3 separate regions of the Homo sapiens genome follow, and all the other regions are linked to region 3. A link is a loop called in an ENCODE intact Hi-C map of the cell type or tissue named here. Cell type or tissue: heart right ventricle. All regions are shown on one strand. Each heading gives the region's core, and the rest is flanking DNA. Links, peaks and the distances in the headings are about the cores only. Region 1 has its middle 180 kb from the start of CDKN3. Region 2 overlaps LOC105370504 (a long non-coding RNA gene). Region 3 has its middle 67 kb from the start of CDKN3.

Region 1 (4,139 bases), core at 1,021-3,520, 110 kb before region 3:
ATTTCCCCTAATGATAACAAATCATTGTTATCAAAAAGATACAGGATGCAAATGTGGGCCTCTGATACAACAAACACTGAGGCCAGGCACAGTGACTCACATCTGTAATCCCAGCAATTTGGGAGGCCAAGGCAGGCAGATGCTTGAGCCCAGGAGTTGGACACTACCCTGGGAAATGTGGTCAGACCCCGTTGCTACAAAAAATAGAAAAATTTCCCAGGCGTGGTGGCACGTGCCTGTAGTGCCAGCTACTTGGGAGGCTGAGGCGGGAGGACTCCTTGAACCTGGGGTGTGGAGGTTGCAGTGAGCCGAGATCATACCACCGCACTTCAGCCTGGGTGATGACAGAAAAAGACCTAATCTCAAAAGAAAAACAAAAAACAACAACAACAAAATACTGCTCAATTGCAGGATATATAATTATGATCCTTTCTCTCCAAAGTCATACCCAATTCTTGGAGATACCAAGTCAAAATAAACTTAGGAGAGAGAATTCCTGAAGCTCATAGCAGTGTATGAGCCCACTGATCTCCATTCTGCGGCTTTGAAATCTCCTTGTGTGAAAGGATATTCAGGAACCTGATAAGGGCAATGGCTGCAGTCCCTGGATTATGGTGCTGGGGGCTCTTAATAGGTGAGACTCATTGTGAAATCTGCGCCCTAAAGTGCAGCTAGAACTAAAGCCCTCCTCCACCTAACCTGAACTTTACACTGTCTAGCTGATACTTCAGCTTTACTTCCAATTTCTTCCCCACTACACCCCCTCTTTTCATGGGGATAGGTGAAGTGATAAAAATGGAAGAGAAGAGGAGCTCATGGGGGAACCGCTTGGCAGGGGCACTTACGCCAGTGTAAACCTCAGACCAGTCTGGGCAACAGAATCCCCTCAAAGTCACTCTGCATTCTTCCTGTACAGCCTTTAAAAGTAGTATCGCTGGCACCATCTGCCCCCCGTTAGGCAGTCCTGCTGTTGAAATTTCTGAGCTGCAGGAATGTTATCCATTTCAGTATGTTCACATTAAAATCAGTGCAGAAAGGAAAAATCTTCACTAGCTGCTTCAGCAGAACTCAGAAAGAGCAGCACAGCAGCGTTCCTTTCTCCTGAGCCCTGAAATTCGTGGTAAAGCACCGTCTTGTGGGTTCCCAAAGAGATTTGCTTACAAAGATCGGTGTAGGCGAGGCTGATTGGGTCTCCGGAGATCTCATCCTCTGACAGCTCGCTGCACCCCGCGGAATCTCGCTTTAGGTGTGTAACTGCCTGCCTGACACCTGACCCTTGCTCTCCGCAGCCTGACTCCAGGCTCTTGCAACTGTCCCCCAAGGCGCGGCCGACTCGCAAATGGGGCCGGCCTGGGCAGGGAGCGGCCCCCCGGCTGCCGCCGGACAGCCACATTTTAAGGCCTTGTAGTCACTTTCTCGCTAGTTCGAGGAAAGTTTTTGTACATTTTCATAAAAGGAGACCAGAAGAGAACACCCTCCTCTCACTTCCTAATATATTATGTCCTCCCCTGCCGAGTCCGGGGACTTAGTCTGGATTTGGTAACTGAAGTAATATAAATGTTAGCTAAGAAGTATTCCCGCAATGTGGTTCCAATTTAAGCTTGTTTTGAAGTCTAAAGGCCCAATATGTCTCATAGATTCTTCGCTGGACATTAGCACTAATGTAATTTGCCGAGGAGCGCAGGCCTCTATCTAGAAGGCGGCCGGGGCCCTCTGCGGATCAGGGCGCTTTCCCAGTGCCAGGGGGACTCCTGCCTTCGCCGGGAGCTCCCCCCACGGCTTTTGATGTTGGAGGCTTTGCTCAGGAAATTGCCTTATACTTGCCAGAGTTGCAGATAAATGGAACAAGGTAAGTGCTGTACCCTGTCACCACCCTCACTCCTCTCCCGAATCGGGAAGGACGCAGCCCAGGCTAAATGTATCCTTTCTCTGCAAGCTGTTTGCACTTTACTTCAATAACATCTCTCTCCCAACACTGACTTGATTTGCGAAGACACGCATGCCTTTTCCGAGTTGGACTGACGCACGCCCTCCCGGAGCCCGCCCCCCATCCGCAGCCCAGTTCGGCGCTCACACTCCTCCGGAGCCCCCGGCTGCATTCCCGTAATGAGCATCCCCCTGGAACTGCCTGCCCTTTATCTTGCTGGGGGGACCCGCACCTTTTGAACTGCCATCTGTAGATTGTGTTGGTGCACTGACTTGTTAACTGTGCCACGCTGTGAAGGAAATGGCATGATTTAGATCAAGTGCTCACGACGGCTGTTCATAAGAAACACTTGAGCCAAGCTGTTGCTGCTCAGAATGTGCCCTGGGGAGAGGGGTTCCGTTTCGGGTCACGGTCCTGCCTTGTATGAGGGCAGGCGCAAAGCGCTGCAATCCCGGGGCTTCGCTGGGGCTGGAGGGAGGGGGTGGGGAGAAACATTATGAAACCATAGAAGCGAGGCTGCCAAATTAACTTCTCACCCTTTCAATCACACTCCAGAGGATAAAAGCCTAACGTTTCTGCCTCAGAAACAGGCTCGGTTTACACCAAACAAGTTATTTCTCTGATTTATCAGCCCAGCCAGCTATCCTTCTAATTACTGAAAATCTCCGCTGTTTATGAAACTACTTTTGTAGGTGTTCAATGAACAAGGAGCTAGGAAATGGGTGTTGGAAAGTTTTTGTGGACAGAACTTTCCCCACGACTGCTTATCAAAGTAAATAAAAAGCAAAAGGTTTCTGGCTTCAGTTGTTTCGTTTCCATGAAAATGTTTCTGCTTGTTCCAATGGGCAAAAATAAAGTTGCAGAACCATAAATTCAGGTAAGCACAGATCATTCAATCTTCACTCCTAAATTGCATGTATCTGTAAGGAAGATTTATTTGGGAAGGCAAAAGTAAAACTGAGAAAGAGTGAGGGAACAGGGGAACCCTTTAGCTTAATTCATCAACTCCCAGGCTTGTTCCAAGGACACTGATTTGTCCATTATATGGAAATAGATGATTAGGGTCATTCTCTAAGACAAATTTACTTTTCTGCACACTCTAAATCTGTTTAGTCACTTTAAAGGTGTCAATTATTGGAACAGGCTAAGACTATGAATTTCTTAGTAATAGCTTTAATAACATTTTGAAATGAAAAGCAGATACCTTGAAGTCAGCCTACTTTGAAAGGACATATGAGCAGCTCTGGTTTTAATTTGTGTAGCATTCTACATCTGGAATCCCTTATAATTAAAACTAAAAACTGAACTACTACTTCCACCTGTCAAATGATGAAAAGATGAATGCACTAATAAGTTACTAAATAGCCCAACATGATAGAGTTTACATTCTCATTCTATACAGTAAAACAGAATTTTGGACAGGAGGCTAAAGGTCTTTGGTCATTACTAATAACACTCTTTCAGTATTAACCTGTATGTCCTGCTGCAACTACTGACGGGGTCTTTTTTACATTAAGAGCTAATTTTGGCTAAGTCTTTGTTTTAAAAGCAAATATAGATTTTGGAAAGAATATGTAAAGCACATAAACTGAGACGTACTTTTCATCCCACACTTTGTTTTCATCGTTTTCAAAACCCTTCTAATGGCTTCCAATAACAATTGCATAGAGTTGTTAAGTGCAGTATTTACAAATATTTACCAAGCACCCACAGTATGCAAGCATGTGTTTAGCACTGCGGATACAGTTCTGATCACGATAAATCTTTGTAGGTAATTTAAAGTTGGGAAAATTTGTAATTTTTTCCCATTCCTTCAGAATAACAAAAATCACATTTTTGCCTAGATTCTGATAAGAAAAAAGAGTTTTCTAAAGCTTTTGCTTTCACTCCAATTAAAACAACAATGGTCATTAAAATGCTCTCAGACTGTCACTGGTGATCAGAAGGTTAATTATTTTAAAATGTAAATCCTGAGTTGTAATCCCTATTGAAGCTGTTTGGAACAACTCCCCCTGCCGAGGCTGAGCTGTGTGGGCGGCCCCGAAAGGCTCATTTTTCTTACTGCGCAGACCTGCCTCTCTGTTGTGAAATAAAAATGGAAATATCACATTTTGAAAAAAGCATTGATTCTCCTAGAAAAAAAGTAGTGAAGAGTTTTGCCAGCAGTTGAAGGGTCTTTCCAGGAGTGGACTCTGGCTTGTCTTAATTGTTC
Region 2 (4,139 bases), core at 724-3,223, 900 kb before region 3:
TGTGTATCACGCTTTTTGTGTCGTGTCTTAGAAATCATTGCCTAACCCAAGGTCACGATTTTTTCCTGTATTTTCTTTTAGAAGTTTATAGATTGGTTTTTACATTGAAGTCTATGGTTGATATTAGGTGAATATTTATATACATATGGTATGAAGTATGAATCAAGATTCAGTCTTTTGTATATGGGTGTCCATTTGTTCCAGTATGATACTTTATTGCATTATCTTTGATATATTGTATTTTGATAAATAACATAAACCAGTAATCTGCATATATTGTCAAATGCTAGTTCATAAGCTTCTTTGGCTGGATTTGTTTTGTGTCACATGTGTAGCTAAGATAACAAACTATGCTTGAAGAGGATAATCGGTGCTTCTTAGGGCAGGTTGAATTTTCACATTTTTCTCCAATGTATCAGCACACATTCCACTTTATTTTGTGAGCTGACCCATTTAGAAGTCCTGACCTCCCTTAGAAAAAAAGCAAAACGTACTCTTTACTTTTGGGTTTGCTTAGTTTAAAGCTTTTCATAATTTTAAAACCAAAACTAGAATAAATTCCTAATTGATGGCTCTTTGGAATTTAGAATGCACTTTTGCATAGAAGTAATGTTTGTAAATGATGGTCATTCATAAAAGAAAAACTTCAGCATAATTAAATTTAAAGGAGTTTAATTGAGGAATGAGCAATTCGCAAATCAGGCAGCCTCCCGAGCCAGAGCAGGCTCTGAGACTCCAGCGCAGCTATGTAGGGGAAGAAGATTTATGGACAGAAAAGGGAAAGTGACATACAGAAAAGGGAAAGTGACGTACAGAAAATGGAAGTGAGGTACAGAAATAGCCAAATTGGTTACAGCTTGGCATTTGCCTTATTTGAACACCGTTGAAACAGTTGTCTACAGTTGATTGGCCAAAACTTGGTGATTGGCACAAATGTAGGCTACAGTTGGTTTACACTTCCACTTACTATAGTTCACAATGTACGGCAAAACCTTTAGGCCGAACTTAAAATATGTAAGGAGGTTTAGCTTTAGGCTAAGCTTGATTTAACATTACATACCCAGACTATCTTATAAATATTTGATTTATCTATCATGAAGAAGAAATACTATTTATAACAAGGATAAAACCAGCAAGTACATGGACCCCTGTGGAAGTTTTGATGAGAAATTACTGAAAAGATTTTAAGTATTATAGACACTGGTTCTTAAGTAGAACAAATTTAATCCCCAAGAATATGGCTTTCCTTTTTCTTGATACAGCAGCATGATTATTTTATGCATTACTCATGATGGTGTGGAGATGAGTGATAGTCATTAAATACTGATTATGTGCAATTAGATAAGGCTTTTCTTAAGTCATCTCATTCCTCTAAGAACTCTGTGAAGTAGCAAATTTATCTCCATTTTATGGATTTGAAAACTGACATTTAGAAAGGCCATACAATTTGCTCAACATCTCACAATTAATGCATTGGCTCTGGAATTAAAATTCAGTTCTGTCTGATTTCAGAGCTCACTATTCTCTGATGATTGGGTGAACATTTTGGCTAGTGAAATAAATGATGAAGGGAGAGAGATCCTCCTTCAAAGAGAGAGGATTGAGGAGAAAGGGAGTTAAAGGAGATGAGTGTATGTAAGTGAAAAAGGTTAAGGGAGAATTGAATGAACCCTGAGTGATGACTTAATAGAGGTAGATATATTCTGCCAAAAAGTCCTTGAAGAGGAATAAAAGAATAGGGTGTAGAAAAGGGAAGTCAAATAAAGGAGTTCTACCTTCTGACCACTAGGTGACACCATTGACAGAGAACACCTTGGCTGCTGTCTGGAGGTTGGTGGTGAGGGTGGTGGGGGGTGGTGCGTGAGGCAGGGAGCCAGGGAGAGACAGTGAAGAAGGTTTTAGGAGTAAGTTGCAGGTCATCCACATAAGGGACATTTGAAGCAGTCAGAAGTGATGTCAGTCACATGGAGAGTGCCTTATGGAGAAAGGCGTCCAAAGTGTATAGCCTGTTCAGGTGTCACTGTTGATCTTAATGTGAATCATTTCTATTTCTACCAAACACCAAGTAGGGAGGCAGTGTCAGTATAGGGATTAAGAGCAAGGAATCTGGAGCTTGGCTTTATAGGTCTGGAACCTGGCTCTGCCACCACCAACTCAGGCAAGTCACCCAATCTTTCTAAGCCTCAGTTCCTTTCTCTGTAAAAGGGATATAACAATATCTACCTCAAAGAGATGCTGTGCAGATTAAATGAAATGATAAATGTAAAGCACTTGGTATGGTGCCTTCCCCAAAACATACTTGTTTAATGCTGTCATTATTGTTAGGTAGAATTTTTTTTTTAAAAAGACAGCTAAATTAAAATTAAAATGAATGAATTAATACATTTCCAGAACAGTAAGAGACAGGTTTTTTAGTTCAGATAATGCAATTTCTTTTGCTTTTGTTGATTGTACACAAAACACTATCAGTTTAGAGGAGCACTGCATTTTAACTTCTTATATGCTTTTTAATTTCTTAATTGAAAAAAGCTCTATTCTTGCATATTTTGCTAAGAGATCACATAAATATTGTAGCATTCATGGTCAACTCTAGGCAAAATTTCAAGATGGTGAAATTCATCCTTGATGCGTTCTCAGCTCTCAATTCCATCTTTGTGCCCTTCAGTCTCTCTTCCCCACCTCCATTCTTCTCAACCTTCCTTTCTCTTCTCCTAATATTTCTAATGATCTTAATCTGCTCTTCAGCTACCACTGACCACTCTAAGAAACACCCCAGAAATGCGTTTCCTCTCGTGTCTTCCCAATCCAAAACTTTAAAGTTACTTCTTTCTTGTTCACCTCATTCCCCACAGACTCCAACTCAGTCAATCCTTCTATTTTTGGAGATCAAAAACTGGATTTGACTAACTAATAATAAATAGAGAACGAACAGATATTTTTACCATCCCCAGGAGTGTTCACATTTTGTGAAGACTTTTTAACTGAGATAAACCTGTAGCAGATTGTGTGTCAAGCCATATGAGAAACTTAAATGAAGAGTTTTGGGTATTCTGAAGGAGGGCTTAGGAATGGAGTGACTTTCCTTAAGGTGGCCCTAAGCACTAAGGTGGCCACCAAGGAAATACAGATCATTGAAAATTCCCCAAAACTCAGAGATTTTCATTTACTCAGTAATTTAAAATTCTTGCTAAGCTTTTTGAAAGTGTTGTTTGCAATTGGAAAAATTCTCTTTAATTGCTTTGTCTCTCTTATTTTACAGTGTCTCAACACTATTAGTGTGGCAGAAGCCCCTGGTTACTTTCCCATAGCCATTCTCCTTTCTTTCCACAGTAATACAACCCTTAATTTTATAACGGTCATAATAAAAACCACATTCCCCAGCTTCCCTTGCAGCTAAGAGTAACCTTGTGTTTACCTTTTGGACAATAGAATGCAAACAGGAATGTCATTTGCAACTTAAGGAGTATCCTTACAGGAAAGGGCTTACAGTTCTTCCCCTTTCTCTTTCCAGTTGGCTGGAAGGCAGATATAAAGACTAGAGCTCTAGACAGCATTTTGAATCAGGCTACTGAAATTCATTCCTTATAGGGGACACAACAGCAAGTGGGCATGATCCTGGTTACATGATGAACAAATCAAGTTACTGTACCAGCTTTGGACTGCTCATTTCTGGAACTTGGAAATAATAGAACACTTTGTGTGTTTAAGCCACTATTGTGTTTTTTATCACGTACAGCTGAATTTAATTCAAGCTACCTGTCGCTGATAGAAAGTTATAGGTGAGGCCAGGTGTGGTGGCTCACGCCTGTAATCCCAGCACTTTGGGAGGCCGAGGTGGGCAGATCACGAGGTTAGGAGTTGGAGACCAGTCTGGTCAACATAGTGAAACCCCGTTTCTACTAAAAATATTAAAAATTAGACAGGTGTGATGGCGGGCACCTGTAATCCTGGCTACTCGGGAGGCTGAGGCATGAGAATTGCATGAATCCTGGAGGCGGAGGTTGCAGTGAGCTGAGATCATGCCATTCCACTTCAGCCTCGGCGACAGTGCGAGACTCCGTCTCGGAAAAAAAAAAAAAGAAAGAAAGGAAAAGAAAGTTATAGGTGAATTAAATAACCTGCTCATGGATAATTCTCAA
Region 3 (4,139 bases), core at 745-3,244:
GTCTGTTTTTTCCTCATCTCACCAAGGACAGTGGCCTGGTCCTGGCGTCCTGGCCCATGCTGGGACATCCACAGGTCAAAGCAGTTTATCAGACTGAAGTATTCCTGGGAATCCGAAATTGCTCTGTTACAGTTTTTTACTGTGGTAAAATATACAACATAAAATGTACTAGTCTAACCAATTCTAAATAAAATTTAGTGACACTTAAGTACATTCAAATTGTTTTGCAACCATCATTACCACCTGTCTCCAGAACTTTCTCATCTACCCCAGATGAAACTCTATCCATAAACACCAACTCCCATACCCTATCCCTCAGCCCTGGGAAACTATCATCCTACTTTCTGTTTCCGTGATTTTGGCTACCCCTAGGTACCTTCTATAAGTAGAATCATACAATATTTGTCTTTTTGTGACTGGCTTATTTCGCTTAGCATGAAATTTTCAAAGATCATCTATGTTGTAACTTGTCAGGATTGCCTTCCTTTTTAAGACTAAATTATATTCACGTGTGTGTGTGTGTGCACATGTATACACCACAGTTTGCTTATCCATCCATTGATGAACATGTGAGTTGTTTCCACCTGTTGGCTACGGTGCTCCATTAGAACTTTTATTTTTTTCCCATGACAACCATCTCAGATGTGTAACATAAGCAGATTCTGAATCATCTTGCTAGTGTCTTACAACTGAGCCCAGGTCTGGAATCGCCATGCCTGGCATCTGCTTCTGCCTTCCCTTGGCACGTGCTCCACATGTGACAATCTCAAGGTACTTCACATTTAAACACACTGGTGGAGGAATAAAGTCATCGCAAGGCTCATAGTAACATAGGCATGCAGTGCTCAAAAGAACTTTTTGCTACAACAGTCTGTATTCTGCTTATAGTGTGAGCTAACGTGTTGGGTGGCCCCACCTTTGTACATCACTATCGGCAAAGTACAATAGGAAATAACCAACAAAAAAATTTCTAGACCCAATTCTAATAAGCATTGGATAAAATATTCATTTGATGCAGATTTCAATGCACTTCAATGCTAATCACACCTTCTAGTGCAGAAGACACCTTCCCATCATTAACTGATGCCTCATTCAGATTGACATTGGAAAAACTGATTTCCAGCAAAACTTGGCTTTCATATGAAGCCTGAAATTTCTAAACTAGTAAACAAAGCCCTGAAGTTATTCATCTTTTTCTCATAACTTACTTGCGTGTACAGAAATTTTCTGAACTAGCATCATTGAAGTTAAATCCTTTAATTTAATACAAATTAAACTTAGGGTTCAGCCTCAGATTTGTGCTTCTAGTCTTAGCCAGTGATTTGGGATTTAGCAAAATGATATCATCCACTCTATTTGATGAATATTATTATTTTGAATAGTACTGGTTTTGTAAGCATAAGAAATGTATATCTAAACTTAATGTGCATATATAGTATAATAATAAAAAGGATGTTAGTCAATAGCAGAATGCACAAAGACAATGTTGTCCCTTTAAAAGACGTCCATGCATTTCTCAAGTTGGAGAGGCACTGGTCTCAAGCTCTATCCCTGGAATGCTTCCCCTCATGTAAGAAGCAGTGGGGCAGGTCAAACTAATTAAGTGTTCCTAAAAGCAGAGCTCACCAAATACCGTAGCTGCAGAATAACAACACCAAGAGTCAGCCAGCAGCTTAGAGTGGTGCACCAAGGGGAATGACCCCGGCAGACACCAAATTAAAAGCTCCTATTTCACGTCCTCTAAGTAGCTCTTTCCTTTCAAGCTGCGACCTCTACCGCAGCCATGGAGAATGACATCTTTTCCCTACTCCAGTGGGTAAGCACTCTGTCCTCCAGCTTCTGGGCCAAATTGCAACCAAACAATCTATCAGGCACTCCCATGGGATAGTCAGACATTTGCCCTTCGATCTATAACACAATTTGACCTTTTTTATGCGGAGGTAAACACCACGTGTCACCTCTGAAAACTCAGCCTTGGAATCAAGCACATCTGGAATCAGCCTATAAATGTAGTCCTGAGATTAATGTTGAACAAGAAGGAAGGCTAAGGGTATTCCGCTTCTGATTTCCACTTACTGACAATTCTCACTTAGCAGCAATGTTCGCCTTCCACATGCGGACACCTGAACACTACCCCCCTGTCAAGAACACCACGCTTACACTGGCTGAAAACAAGCTTCAGAACACCTTGGAATACAGTTTAGCTTCCTTTGAATCCCCAGCATGTGCTTTTGCATATCTCTGTCCTCCAAGGGCAGAATCAGAAGTGATGAAGCAAGAGTTCAAAAATGTTCAGCTGCATAGTATTCCCAACGAGGCTCACTCACACAGTTACCTGCACAGCATCCCCAAGGAGGCTCACTCACACGGTTACCTGCACAGCATCCCCAAGGAGGCTCACTCTCACCGTTACCTGCACAGCATCCCCAGCGAGGCTCACTCTCACGGTTACCTGGGGTACATTTTTAAACTCTGTTTTCACTGCTTATCATTATGACCACAAGTTCCAGTGTTTCAGGGTAGGAATTGGTACCATAAATTGAAATCTTAGAAACTCACAAATGCACAGAAAATGTTCAAAGTTGCCATCTTCTCCAGAAAGGTTATACTTCCAAGAAACCAAAAATAGAAAGAGAAGCATGAAAGTGTCTTGTCTTGAGCCTAATTGAAGTAAGTCTACATTTGGAGGAAAAGTAAGTAACGCCATATAAAATCCTCATTGCACAAAAATGATCTCCCTGTTAATATATGGAAATGAGCCTCGCAGATCCAGAGTTCAAAACACAGATTGTCGGCCTAGTGCAGTGGCTCACGCCTGTAATCCCAGCACTTTGGAAGGCCAAGGTGGGTGGATCTTTTGAGCCCAGGAGTTCGAGAACATGGTAAAACCCTGTCTCTACAGAAAATTTTAAAAATTAGTCAGATGTGGTGGTGCCTGTGCTCCCAGCTACTTGGGAGGCTGAGGTGGGAGGATTACTTGAGCCCAGGAGGTCAAGGCTGCAGTGAGCCATGATCACACCATTGCACTCCAGCCTGGGTCACAGAGTGAGACCCTGTCTCAAAAAAAAAAAAAACAAAAAACAAAAAACACACACACACACATCATCTCTAACCCTAGTTATACAACTAACATGTTGCTCAATGGCACTGACTACAGAAGATGCCCTGTTGAGAAGGAGGAAGACTACTTCCCAGTAAGATTGTTTCACATTAAATGTAACGTATTTCATGTCATATGTAAGCACAATTTGGGGGGGTTCCACATTTGCACAAACTGCATTATTTAAATAGTGCCTCTTAGCATCAGCTCATCAGCTCCTGCAGTGTGTGCCAGAATTTAGCAGCACAATGTGATTGTATCACAAACATCCTGGCCCTCCTCACTTTACCTCTGAAACCACTTTTGGTGACTGACCTGCTTTCTTGGAGGCCTTATCAGCCTCTTCTCCCCTTCCGATTGTAGATCTGATCTCCTGCCTGACATTCCTGTGTTTAGACTGTCTGGCCAACGGCACTTCCCTTCGCTGTTTAACAAATAGGTTTCCGCAGCCTGTGGAATTTTTTGTTTGTTTGTTTGTTTTCCACACAAGGCTGAGTGTACCACTTTCTGGGAAGTTTCTAGTTATTTCAGGGAATTCCTAGTTTTGTCAGGGAGTTAAGCTTCCCGTTTTTCTAGGTGAGTGTCCCAAAGTTAACATGTGAGATCAGCTGAATCACAAAAACAATTCTGGCCTTCAAGAAAATTTTGTTTGCCTTTATGTTTGATAAGAGTGAACAGGAAAGAAAATAAAATTCCTCCAAATCCATGCCATTTCTCATGTTCTTGCCCCAACTTCAATCCATCCAAAGTAATGCCAATTCATCACCATTAGGTGTTCCTAATGTACTCTTTTCACTAAAAAAGATTAGAACTTCACTCCTACTTTGGTACCTGTAACTAAGTATAACATAGTAATCCATCTTCCTATTGTAATGTTTTTCTATTTTATTCTTTTCCTTTGGGCTTTCCTCTTACACATAGAATTTAAACACACGAACACATATTCCCGTGCACCTCCGAAATCCAACTTCACTTTATCATCTTCTTCCAAGAAATGGAACACTGTATCCCATAAACAGGACGGGTAAGGGCATATCAG

What was found. Hi-C counts contacts between places; a loop is a spot of excess contacts. Peaks named below come from ENCODE experiments on the same cell type or tissue, not always from the same donor. Only the 100,000 strongest peaks of a DNase experiment are listed, where the experiment ranks them.
Region 1: it touches region 3 in a loop (2.1-fold over the local background); 5 of 110 quality-filtered maps call a loop at or near these places.
Region 2: a loop joins it to region 3, with 2.9 times the contacts of the local background. A loop is called at or near these places in 22 of 110 quality-filtered maps.

Annotation. Positions count from the first base shown.
Region 1 is chr14:54,218,228-54,222,366 of GRCh38, forward strand. No RefSeq gene overlaps it. Among named protein-coding and RNA genes, the nearest start is that of CDKN3, 180 kb to the right of the region's middle. RefSeq lists an enhancer at 2,638-3,550. In heart right ventricle, for the core only: no CTCF peak of the experiment used is centred there; DNase peaks (open chromatin) are centred at 2,079 and 2,313; H3K4me3 peaks cover 1,247 bases; H3K27ac peaks cover 717 bases; H3K27me3 peaks cover 1,698 bases.
Region 2 is chr14:53,430,673-53,434,811 of GRCh38, forward strand. All of the region lies in intron 2 of LOC105370504 (a long non-coding RNA gene), which reads left to right. Among named protein-coding and RNA genes, the nearest start is that of DDHD1-DT, 280 kb to the left of the region's middle. In heart right ventricle, for the core only: a CTCF peak has its summit at 1,783 (motif pointing right); a DNase peak (open chromatin) is centred at 1,856.
Region 3 is chr14:54,327,547-54,331,685 of GRCh38, forward strand. No RefSeq gene overlaps it. Among named protein-coding and RNA genes, the nearest start is that of CDKN3, 67 kb to the right of the region's middle. In heart right ventricle, for the core only: CTCF peaks have their summits at 1,785 and 1,985; a DNase peak (open chromatin) is centred at 1,725; H3K27ac peaks cover 804 bases.